Linked DNA regions of Homo sapiens: region 2 is linked to region 1. A link is a contact called in ENCODE Hi-C or POLR2A ChIA-PET data. All regions are on one chromosome and are shown on one strand. Each heading gives the region's core, a stretch centred on a gene start or an enhancer-like site at or near the end of the contact. The rest is flanking DNA. Distances are from core to core; before and after follow the strand shown. Region 1 holds the start of UBE3C (ubiquitin protein ligase E3C). Region 2 holds the start of DYNC2I1 (dynein 2 intermediate chain 1).

Region 1 (5,537 bases), core at 3,038-5,537:
GAAATATTTAAAGATAGAAATCAGTGTGACTTAAAAAAAAATTTCAGGCTGAGCGCAGTGGCTCATACCTGTAATCCCAGCACTTTGGGAGGCTGAGGCAGGCGGATCACCTGAGGTCGGGAGTTCGAGACCCGCCCGACCGACATGGAGAAACCCCATCTCTACTAAAAATACAAAATTAGCCAGACGTGGTGGTGCAGGCCTGTAATCCCAGCTACCCGGGAAGCTGAGGCAGGAGAATCGCTTGAACCCGGGAGGTGGAGGTTTGTGGTGAGCTGAGATCGCACCATTGCACTCCAGCCTGGGCAACACTGCGCTCCAGCGTGAGCGAAACTCCATCTCAAAAAAAAAAAAAAAATTCAACTTTTATTTTAGAGTTAGGGGGTACCTATGCACGTTTGTTACAAGAATATACTGCAGGACGCGGAGGTTTGGGGTGTGAATGATCCCATTACCCGGGGAGTGAGCACAGTTACCAACAGGTAGCTTCCCAGCCCTTGTCCCCGTCCCTCTCTTTCCCCCTCTAGTAGTCCCTGGTGTCTATCATCCCATCTTTATGTCCATGTGTAATCAATGTTTAGCTCCCCAAAGTGACTTTGAATCAATGTAATCCAATCTACATGTACTCCACACACCCCGCTCCACGAACCTGGAATGCCTTCTCGTCTTCCACCCATCCTAATTACACCCATCCTTCAGGACTAAGCTCCAAACAATTCTACTTTTTCTGAATCAGGACCAAGGGAAATTTAGAATGTAGCAATTACTCTATTGTTATTTAATTTTTAATTGCTTAAGTCTTATCTGCCCAACAAGATTATCAACTTCTTCAAGTCAGACTTGTCGTACACAGATCTATACAAATAATAAATACTAAAAGTATTTAATTTGAAAAAAGAAAAAGCTTATTCAAAGGTGGTAACCACTCCATTTTCCACTAAGCTCCAGAAAGGGAAGATTTCAAATAATAATTTAAGACATGAGAAAAGGGTCACTATAACTTCATTTTTCCAACAAGGGAAGGGACTTATGCGGCAGTCAAAGAGAATTCAGGAAAACAAGCATATGTAGGTGCTCAACATAATTAGTTGTCAGGAAACAAAATTAAAACCACAAAGAAACTACATCCTCACTAAAATTAAAGGACTTGCAATATCAAGTGTTGGCAAGGATGTGGAAACCTGGATACCTTCAGATGCTGTGGGCGTGCGACACGGGGAAACTGTGGCAGCGGTGTGCACAACAGCTGAACATGCGTATCATCTAGGACCCAGCACAAGAGTATTATGTGCACCAAAAGGCACACACAGCAAAGGTCTGTAAGAAAACAGAATCAGCCACGGTGCGTTCACACAAAGGGCAATGCCGTGCACCGAGGCGGATGGAGTCCACCTCTCAGACAGAAGCCAAGCCAAAGCAGCCGGGCACAAACGACAAGTGGTGAGTGGCTCCATGCCCCTGAAGTTCAACAGGTAACGCTCATCTACAGTAATGGAGGTCAGAAGGACAGTCACCTTTGTGGGGCTACAGACATACATGGCATAATGACCTCTCAGTCTGTCGACAACAGACCACATATACACCGTGGTCCCATAAGATTATAATTTGTATTTTTACTGTATCTACGTTTGGATGCACAGACACTCACCATTGCATGAAGAGCTGCCTACAGTATTCAGCACAGAAACACGCTGTCCAGGTGTGTAGCATAGGGGCAACGGGCTGTACCAAGCAGCTAGGTGTGCAGTGGGCAACACTGGCTATAGGTTTCTGTTAAGTGCACTCTAGGACGGTCCCACAACAACCAACTGGACTAGTGACAGCGTCCCCCTCTTTAAGTCACATATGACTGTAATGAATGGGTGAGAGTGCAGGGGAGCCTCTGGAATGCTGGGGATGGTCTTCCTTTGATGTGAGTGGTGTTCCATCTACAGGAGAGTGTCCATATGCAAAAATCCTTCAAGCTGTACATACAGCTGGCTCCCCACCCAGATTCCTTAACCAGGCCAGGGCACCCATGCCCCAGCTGCTGCCAGTTCCTACTAAGGGCTCTTTACTGCCACTCTCTCCCAGAAGAATGGCCCTCGGCTCAGGGTTAGCAGTGCCACACTCCCACCCTCATCCCGGAGGGGCAGCAGCCTGCAGCCACCAACCCCTCTGCCGCAATTAGGGCCAATTGTAGCATGCTCCTGGTGAGATGGGGTTAACGCTAGCCTCCAGCTGAGACGCCTTTTCCTTCCCTACCCAGCTTCCCTCTCGCCCTTCCTCCTCAATTTCACTTGCACAAGGATCTCTTTAGTGTTTGTGAACCTGACTGTATCTTAAGTTATACCTCAATAAAAAGAGTTTTGTTTTTAAAGGGGTGATTCTTTTACACAGCTCGTGCTATCTTCCCTTGAGATTCTGATCAACAGTTAAGAAATCTCACTCCCTCAGAGCAGAGATGCACTCCTTGGTGAAAAGGGACCAACATCCGTGGCCCGTGGGGTGTTCCTGCCTGCAACAGAGGCCGCGCGGCGCTGTGTAAATGGCATGGAGTCTCAGATGGTCTGCCACTAGCTTGCTGTGTGAATGGGCACTCCTTCAAATGTTCTGCAGCTCACCTTCCGAACTTGTAAGCAAGGCGATTTGGCCCTGAGATTCTCTGAAGTCTCTCCTAACTGTAGAAATCCTTTGATCTCATAAAACATTTTCATTAACGTGGAAGACCCTAAGTGCTACCACGACCACCCTTAACTGCACAGTACTTAGTTCTGGAGCACAAGTGACTTCCAAGCAATCACCATCACACGAACCTCAAAGCTGAAAAATTATCAGCACACTTCTCTCCCAACTCTTTACCCAGGTTCCCTTCTAACCTCAGAAACCACCAAACACAGCCCCACAGCACAATCTTAATAACAGCAGTTCCTCCTTGGCCTGCCAGCACCCACTCTGCGTTATGTGCCTACCTGGTGGTTGTGATATACAGAATATACTGATAGACAAGAAAAACTAGGTGAAGCATTTTAAAGAACATTTCAGAAATGATGGGAAGGGGTGGGAAGGGAGGGGCGGGAACAAGACCACACAGTGTTCAACGACTTAGCGGTTCCAGTGAACCAACTGATGCCCGTCTTCAGGGACAGACAGCTAGAAATTCTAGACTAGAACAGAGGCGTCATGGTTTGCCTACCCTTATCCTAAACAATTACCATGCGAACAACTTAATGTCGATCACAACAGATGTAAGTCCGGAGTCTCTCCACAGTTTCCAGGAGGCTGGTGGCAAATAATTGCCCTCGTCTTGGATTCAAACACGTGGCTATTCATGAGACGTTCTGCCTCTACTTTAGAGATTATCGACATCAGCAAATGCGTGCCGTTCACCTTCTACAACCGAAAACGCCCTTCAGGTGGCATTCGAAAAGCAGCCACTCCCTGATGCCATGCGGGAGCGAGCATGGAAAGCGCATTTCTGAAAGGAAACACCCAGAAAGGGTAAGTTCACCTTGGGTGGCACAAAGCGTGCCAGGGTTCACCGGCCTCCTGCATGGAAGGGAGCCACGGCCAGCGCGCCCGGGTCCCGAAGCGCAGTGGACAGGCAAGGCCCCCACGGGCGCGGCCTCGAGTTCCAGCCAGGGAGGCCCCGAGTCCAGTCCTAAGCCCCAGCCAGAGTCCTGGCCCCAAGTCTCGGCTCCGAGTCCAACCCCGAGTCCCGGCCGGAGCGGCCCCGAGATCCGGCGAGGAAGCCCCGAGTCCCCGCCAGGGAGGCCCCGAATCCAGCCCCAAGTCTCGGCCCCGAGTCCAGCCCCGAGTCCAGCCCCGAGTCCCAGCCCCGAGCCCCGGCCGCGCAGGCCCCGAGCCGAGGGCGCCCCGCCAGCCCGGCCCTCACCTTCCTGCTCGCGCCGCCAAGGGACACCTTGGGCCGCGTCTTGAAGTCGCCTTCGAAGCTGAACATCCTGGCAGCCTAGCCCATGTGCGGGCAGCGCCGCCGCGGAAGCAGCCGGGCGGGCGGGGCACGGGGCGGGCTGGGAGGCTCTCGGCGCCCGCCCGCCCGGCCCGGGGCAGCGAGGACGCGGCGGCCGGGAGGCGACCCGAGCCCGCCCCCGGGCTGTACCCTCCCAGCCCTGCCCTGGGGCGGGAGGGGCGGCAATACTGGAGGGGCGGCCCTGCCTCGCCTGCCCCTCATCCACGCCGGCCACAGCTCGGGCCGCTGCAGGGGCGCCCAGCGGGCAGCAAACCCGGCGCTTGCACCTGGAACTGCCGCCTCGGGAGGGAAGATGGCGGTCAGCCGTCAGTGCGTGCGCGGCCCTGCAGACGTGCGCGGCCCTGCAGACGTGCGCGGCCCTGCAGACGTGCGCGGCCCTGCAGACGTGCGCGGCCCTGCAGACGTGCGCGGCCCTGCAGACGTGCGCGGCCCTGCAGACGTGCGCGCCTCCGCCATTGACGGCACGGCGCTCTTCCCGGCGGTTCCGCTAGCGTGCGCGGCCCCGCAAGGCGCGCTGGAGCCTGGGGAGGACGGCGGTGACGCGGGCTGGGCACGCGGCGGAGTGGGCGGGGCCTGGTGCGTGCTGGGGGAGCGCGGCGAGGGGCGCGGGAGGTGTTGGGTGCGGGGCAGGGTGCGGGAAAGGTGGAGTGCGAGGCACGGGCCGGGATGGGGTGCAGGGCAGGGTGCGGGGTGCAGGGTGGGGTGCAGGGGCCGGCACCCGGAGCGGGCTGGGAGCGGCCAATCTGGTGCCAGACTCGAGTGAGGCGGGAAAGGAGCAGCTAGGCCCAGCCCGTCTGTTTACATCCCACCTGTTCTATGTCTATGACACGCACAGACGGACGTAAATATTTACCATGTACACAGACATGCGCAGATTTGCCTCATACATAGCACACATATGCATCTATAGATACAGCATCAATACATATAAATATGTATCATGTACACATACCTGTGTATGCAAAAATATTTGCTCCTGGACTTACCATGGGGCTTTGTCCTGATAAACCCATCGTAAGATGAAAATATTGTAAGTTGAAAATGTATTTAATGCTACAATAAACCCATCACAAAGTCAAAAAATTGTAAGTTGAGCCATTTTAAGTTGGGGACCACCTATACATAAACATGTGTCTTATATCCACACATACGTATACATAATATCTCATATACATGTGCATATACATATATATCATACACGATTGAAACCAATTTCTAAAAATTGATTTTTGGTTGTATACAAGGTGTGCAACATGATGATTTCATAGAGACATTGTGAAATGACTACCCTCTTTGTGTGTGTGTGGTAAGAGTACATAAAATCTACTCTCTTAGCAAAATTTCAACACACAATACGATATCATCTACAGTCGTCCTGCGGCCGAGCACGGTCGCTCACGCCGGTAATCCCAGCACTCTGGGAGGCCAAGGCGGGCGGATCACCTGAAGTGAAAAGTTCGAGACCAGCCTGGCCAACATGGTGAAACCCCATCTCTAATAAAATACAAAACTTAGGCCGGTGTGGTGGTGCACGCCTGTAGTCCAAGCTACTCTGGAGGCTAAGGCA
Region 2 (5,475 bases), core at 2,344-4,843, 1.7 Mb before region 1:
CCGGGAGGCAGAGAATGGAGTGAGCTGAGATCATACCACTGCACTCCAGCCTAGGGGACAAGAGTGAGACTTCGTCTCCAAAAAAAAAAAAAAACTCTAATACCAAAATAATCCAATACAATTTTATTCCAGTAATCTCATGAAAACTTTATCCTTCCCCTTACCTTATGAAATAGACTATACTAATTAATTCTATATCACAGCCTAATAGTTACATAATTAGATTCTAATGACCCATGGGTTAACTTCCTAAAAAGTTAAAGACCGACTTGCAATTGAGAACCTGTTACAGGAATTCATTAGTTGCCAGGAAATATCCAGCTCTGAGATCTGTTGCTTTTGCTACTTTAAAAATGTTTATTTACTGGCCTGGCACAGTGGCTCATGCCTATAATCCCAGCACTTTGGGAGGCCGAGGTGGGCGGATCAAGACCAGCCTGGACAACACGATGAAATCCCGTCTCTGCTAAAAATACAAAAATTAGCTGGGCGTGATGACACACATCTGTAATCCCAGCTACTCAGGAGCCTGAGACAGGAGGACCGCTTTAACCTGGGAGGTGGCGGTTGCAGTGAGCTGAGATCACGCCATTGCACTCCAGCCTGGGCGACAGAGCGAGACTCTGTCTCAAAAAAAATGAATTTTATGTATTAAATATGTATCAGAATAAAACCCCAAGGGACAGTCAAATGTCAAAAATAACGAATGAAAAAAGATCTATAACAAACTACATCCATATTCAAAACATCACAGATAAAGATCCTAAATCTTCTGGAGAGAAAGAAAATGTTACTCACAAAGATATCTCATCAGCCAAACACACTGCTAGAAGACAAAAGTAAACCATCTTCAAAGTTCTGGGAAATTATTTTGCTCCTAGAATTCTATGCTAAGCCAAACTCTTAAACAATCTATCAGTATAATAAGGATATTCTTAGGGCATACAGTTTTCTTCCCACATATACTCTTGTCTAAAAAGGTATGCGACAGGCCAGGCATGGTAGCTCGCACCTGTAGTCCCAGCACTTTGGGAAGCCAAGGCAAGAGCGTTGCTTGAGCCTGGGAGGTTTAGGCTGCAGTGAGCTGTGAGCGTGTCACTGCACTCCAACTTGGGTGAAAGAGCAAGACTCTGAAGAAAGGAAAGGAGAGGAAAGGAAAGGGGGGGAGGGGAGGAAAGGGGAGGGGAGGAAAGGGGAGGGGAGGGGAGGAAAGGAAAGGGGAGGGGGGAGGGGAGAGGGGAGGGGAGAGGAGGAGAAGGGAGGGGAAAGGGGAGGGCAGGGGAAAGGGGAGGGGAGAGGAAGGGAGGGGAAAGGGGAGGGGGGAGGGGAGAGGAAAGTGGGGGGAGGGGATACTCCACTGGAAAAAGCATGGAGATTTCAAAAAAGAGGGAGACACTTGATCCAAGAAACAGTAGGCCTAACCCAGAAGCACAATGAGAAAGAATTCCCAGATCATAGCTCTGTGCATGTCTAGAAAACAATTTGTCCTGATGAGAACATAAAGTCAGTGAGCTCTGGGAAGAATTTAAGAGAATTTCATTAAACAGGTAATATGACACTAATAAGCTAGAAGACATCATAAGGTTTAAAAATTTAAAACAGCTTATGTTCTTTTTTGCCAAAACTAAAAAAACAGGGCAAATAGGGCCATTTATGAAAGACATGGTCCAAATGATAAGCAAACTTCATTGTGGTACATTAACTGAATGTAACAAAAGATGACCCCTTTGACCCTGACACCAGAAACATTGTTCCCTGAGTAGAGTGAGCTTAGAATACAGGACTCCATTGTATCTATTGGTCCAATCTGACTATTTGGTTCTGCAATGAAAACGTATATAACCATGATGTTATAGTGTTTATTGGTTTTCATTTTTAAAATCAACCTATAAACAAATCACGGACAATGTAAGTTACAGAGTAACTTAAAGAAATGTAAAGAGAATAGCATAGAAGATGACAGGGTCAGGAAATTAGTGGGTTTAGGGAGAAATGGGGAGTGCAGGGCAGTAGCTTCTTAATCTTAACTAGGGGAAAGTTAAAAAATACTATCTAAGGTTGGCCTAGCGCGGTGGCTCACGCCTGTAATCCCAGCACTTTGGGAGGCCAAGGCGGGCGGATCACCGGAGGTCAGGAGTTCGAGACCAGCCTGACCAACATGGAGAAACCCCATCCCTACTAAAAATACAAAAATTAGCCAGGCATAGTGGCACCTGCCTGTAATCCCAGCTACTCGGGAGGCTGAGGCAGGAGAATCGCTGGAACCCAGGAGTTGGAGGTTGCGGTGAGTAGAGATCGTGCCACTGTACTCCAGCCTGGGCGACAAGGGGAATTATCTTTAAAAAAAAAAAAAAAAAAAGGCCGGGTGCAGTGGCTCACGAAGTCAGGAGATCAAGACCATCCTGGCCAACACGGTGAAACCTCATCTCTACTAAAAATACAAAAATCAGCTGGGCTTGGTGGCGGACATCTGTAATCCCACCTACTCGGGAGACTGAGGCAGGAGAATCTCTTGAACCCTGGAGTCGGAGGTTGCAGTAAGCCAAGTTCGTGCCATTGCATTCCAGCCTGGTGACAGAGTGAGACTCCATCTCAAAAAAAAAAAAAAAACAAAAACCTAAGGTTTATATAACATAAAATACAAATTAAGGAGTATTATTCAACACATAAAGGTAAGTGATGGGGAAAAAATAATAGGAGTGAAGGTAGAAGAAAATGTATGCAAATTAAATTCCTCATCTTTCAGTGGGGAATCAATAGATAAGAATAATACAGTAATATCTAACATTTATTGAGTGTTAATGAAAGCAGGCACTGGTCTATGCACTTTTACACATAATATCTCACTTAACCTTCTTAAACACCCTATAATGTTGCTATTATTATTGTGCCCATTGAATGAATTAGGAAACAAGACATGTTAAGTGAGTTTGCCAAGGTCATACAAGTAAATACAAAATCCTGAATTCAAACTCAAGCACCCAGGCTGCACTCTCTCAACCTCTTAAACTGTGACAAGTCATATTTAAACTTAAGTCAGCTAAAATTTAATAAACTTTTAAATATGTCTCCTCAGCCACCCCGGCCCCGCAGCAGGGGCCGAGGCCGCCTCCAGGCCGGGCGCGAGGAGACGGGCCGCGGCGGCGACCCCAGGCCTGAGGCTGCACAGACCGCCTCTCCCGACCGCCGGGAGCCCGGCGTCCTGCCATCCCTCGCGCCGACGGCCAGCCGCGCCTCCGTTTCCCTTCCTGCCTCGGAGGCACCGCGGCTCCTCCGGGAAGCCCCGGCCCGGCCGAGAGAACCGCTGCGCAAAGGGAGGGCGGCGGCGGCGCTGCTAGCGGCGCCCGAAGGAGTCCGCGAAGCTCGACCACCCCTCGCCCAGACCCAGCGCCGCACCGACCTTCCCGGGCTCCATCGCTTCCCGCAGGCCCGGGCGGCCGCGGTGTCCTCGGCCCCGGCCAGGCGCGGTCCACCCCGAAGAGGCCACCTGTGCCCCGCACCCTTCGGGAGGCGCGTCCCAGCGCCTAGCAACCGACAAGCAGGAGCAGCAGAGGGCCCAGAAGCACTGCCCAGCGTGCCCTGCGGCCTCTCCCAGTGCGCCTGCGCATCCCCGGCATTTTTAGCACCTGGCAGGCAGGAGCAGGGGAAGGCCGAGTGGTCGCTGCTCGGCGTGCCCGCGGCCCCTCCCAATGCGCCTGCGCTTCCCCGGCTCCTAGCAACCGCCAGGCAGGAGCAGCAGAGGACCGAGCGGTCGTTGGTCTCCCCAAGGGGTAGGTGCAGTACCCTGACTTGGGGTGCAGGGGCTCTTGACTCGCCCCAACCCGCCCCGGGTTCCCACGGGACCGGACTGACAGTCGGGGAAGATAGAAAGGGAGAGCAGATATTGAAAAGAGCTTTACGTTTGAGGCCGAGCGCGGTGGCTCACCCCTGTAATCCCAGCACTTTGGGAGGCGGAGGCGGGTGGATCATGAGGTCAGGAGATCGAGACCATCCTGGCTAACACGGTGAAACCCCGTCTCTACTAAAAATACAAAAAAAAAAAATAGCTGGGCGCAGTAGCAGGCGCCTGTAGTCCCAGCTACTCGGGAGGCTGAGGCAGAAGGATGGCGTGAACCTGGGAGACGGAGCTTGCAGTGAGCGGAGATCACGCCACTGCACTCCAACCTGGGCGACAGAGCGAGACTCTGTCTCAAAAAAAAAAAAAAAAAAAAGAAAAGAGCTTTACATTTGAATAAGGCTTTGCACTTAACAAATTATATTCCCATATGTCGTCTTTTGATAAAAACAAGCAGTAAGGTAGGCAGGAATCAACGTTGAGAGACTGTTTTTATACAACACGTAAGGGAAAATCAAAAACTCTCAGGACCTCCGAACTCCTTCAGCCAAAGGGAAAGTTAGGGCTGAAAGCCTGAAACCGCCTTTTCAAAATTATGACTGAGGCAGTAAAAGAGGTGTAACTTAACCCACAGCATCTTGCTTCTGACCTCCAAGCTGTGCTTGTTCCTTCCTGGCAGTAGGCTGAACTAACTTTGGGAGAAACTTAGTTTATATTTTATAATTTAAACACAGACGGTAACAGCCCTTTCCCAAAGCAGGCCTTCTTGCCTGGGGACTTGATTGCCTTTGTAGGACTGATGTTAGCCACAAGATTAGAAATTACGTTTTAGGAGTAGTTTCTAATATGCAGCTGGAGGCTACAATATTCTGACCCTCCCTAAACTGCTCCTAAGATCAGTGCTTGAGATATTTTGCAGAACCTGCACTTGATGGATCAGCTGGCACCACCCAGATCAATAAACTGGCTCATCAGATCTTGTGGCCCCTCACCCAGGAACTGATAAGGGCAAGAAGACCGCTTTGACTCCCTATGATTTCATCTCTGACCAATCAGCACTCCTGGCTCACTGGCTTCCCCCCACCCAAGTTATCCTTGAAAACTCTGATCCCTGAATGCTTCAATGCTCAAGGAGATGGATTTGAGTAATAATAAAACTCTAGTCTCCTGCACAGCCAGCTCTGTGTAAATTACTCTTTCTCTATTGCAATTCCCCCATCTCGATAGGCTCTGTCTAGGCAGCGGGCAAGGTGAACCCCTTGGGTGGTTGCAAGCCGAGTCGCCCAACACCCTCTTCCAAATGCACAGCTGTTGCTTTGCAGGCTGCAAGGCTCCTGCCAGCCAGGCCCCCGTGAAGGCAGGGCCGGGCACCTTGGCCCCCACCAGTCTCCCAGGTGTAAATGTTTTGCCAGCCTGGAGACCTTTCAAGATGTGTGTCCTCACTTAAACAAAGACACGCCAATTGTAACTTTAGATCTGCAACTTAAGTCTGAAACTACCTCTGCAAGAATTAGAACTGAGAAAATTATGACAGTGAAAGAGATCTAACCTGACTCCATCTTGCTTCTAACCTCCAAGCTGTCCTTGTCCATTCCTGGTCGTAGAATAGTTTAACTTTGAAAGAAAGATAACAGCCCTTT

The links. A loop is a pair of places that touch in the nucleus more often than their neighbours do. ChIA-PET counts read pairs that join two places held with the same protein, here RNA polymerase II (POLR2A). Pooled maps may share reads with other maps.
Region 2: a loop to region 1 is called in a map with no recorded cell type, with 18 times the contacts of the local background. The contact joins the promoter of DYNC2I1 here to the promoter of UBE3C in region 1. A Hi-C loop is called at or near these places in 2 of 37 single-sample maps with no recorded cell type and 9 of 50 pooled maps. POLR2A ChIA-PET finds 5 or more read pairs at or near these places in 2 of 52 experiments (Caco-2 and GM12878).

The regions. Positions count from the first base shown.
Region 1 is chr7:157,137,676-157,143,212 of GRCh38, reverse strand. It overlaps UBE3C (ubiquitin protein ligase E3C), which reads right to left and starts at 4,287. Exons shown (of 23, transcript NM_014671.3): 1 at 3,875-4,287. The coding sequence starts at 3,940. RefSeq lists silencers at 3,656-3,725, 3,776-4,165, 4,446-4,795.
Region 2 is chr7:158,854,676-158,860,150 of GRCh38, reverse strand. It overlaps DYNC2I1 (dynein 2 intermediate chain 1), which reads right to left and starts at 3,593. Exons shown (of 25, transcript NM_018051.5): 1 at 3,401-3,593. The coding sequence starts at 3,415. LOC124901796 (a long non-coding RNA gene) reads left to right here and starts at 3,629. Exons shown (of 2, transcript XR_007060627.1): 1 at 3,629-3,770; 2 at 4,755-5,013. RefSeq lists an enhancer at 2,176-2,717 and a silencer at 3,068-3,537.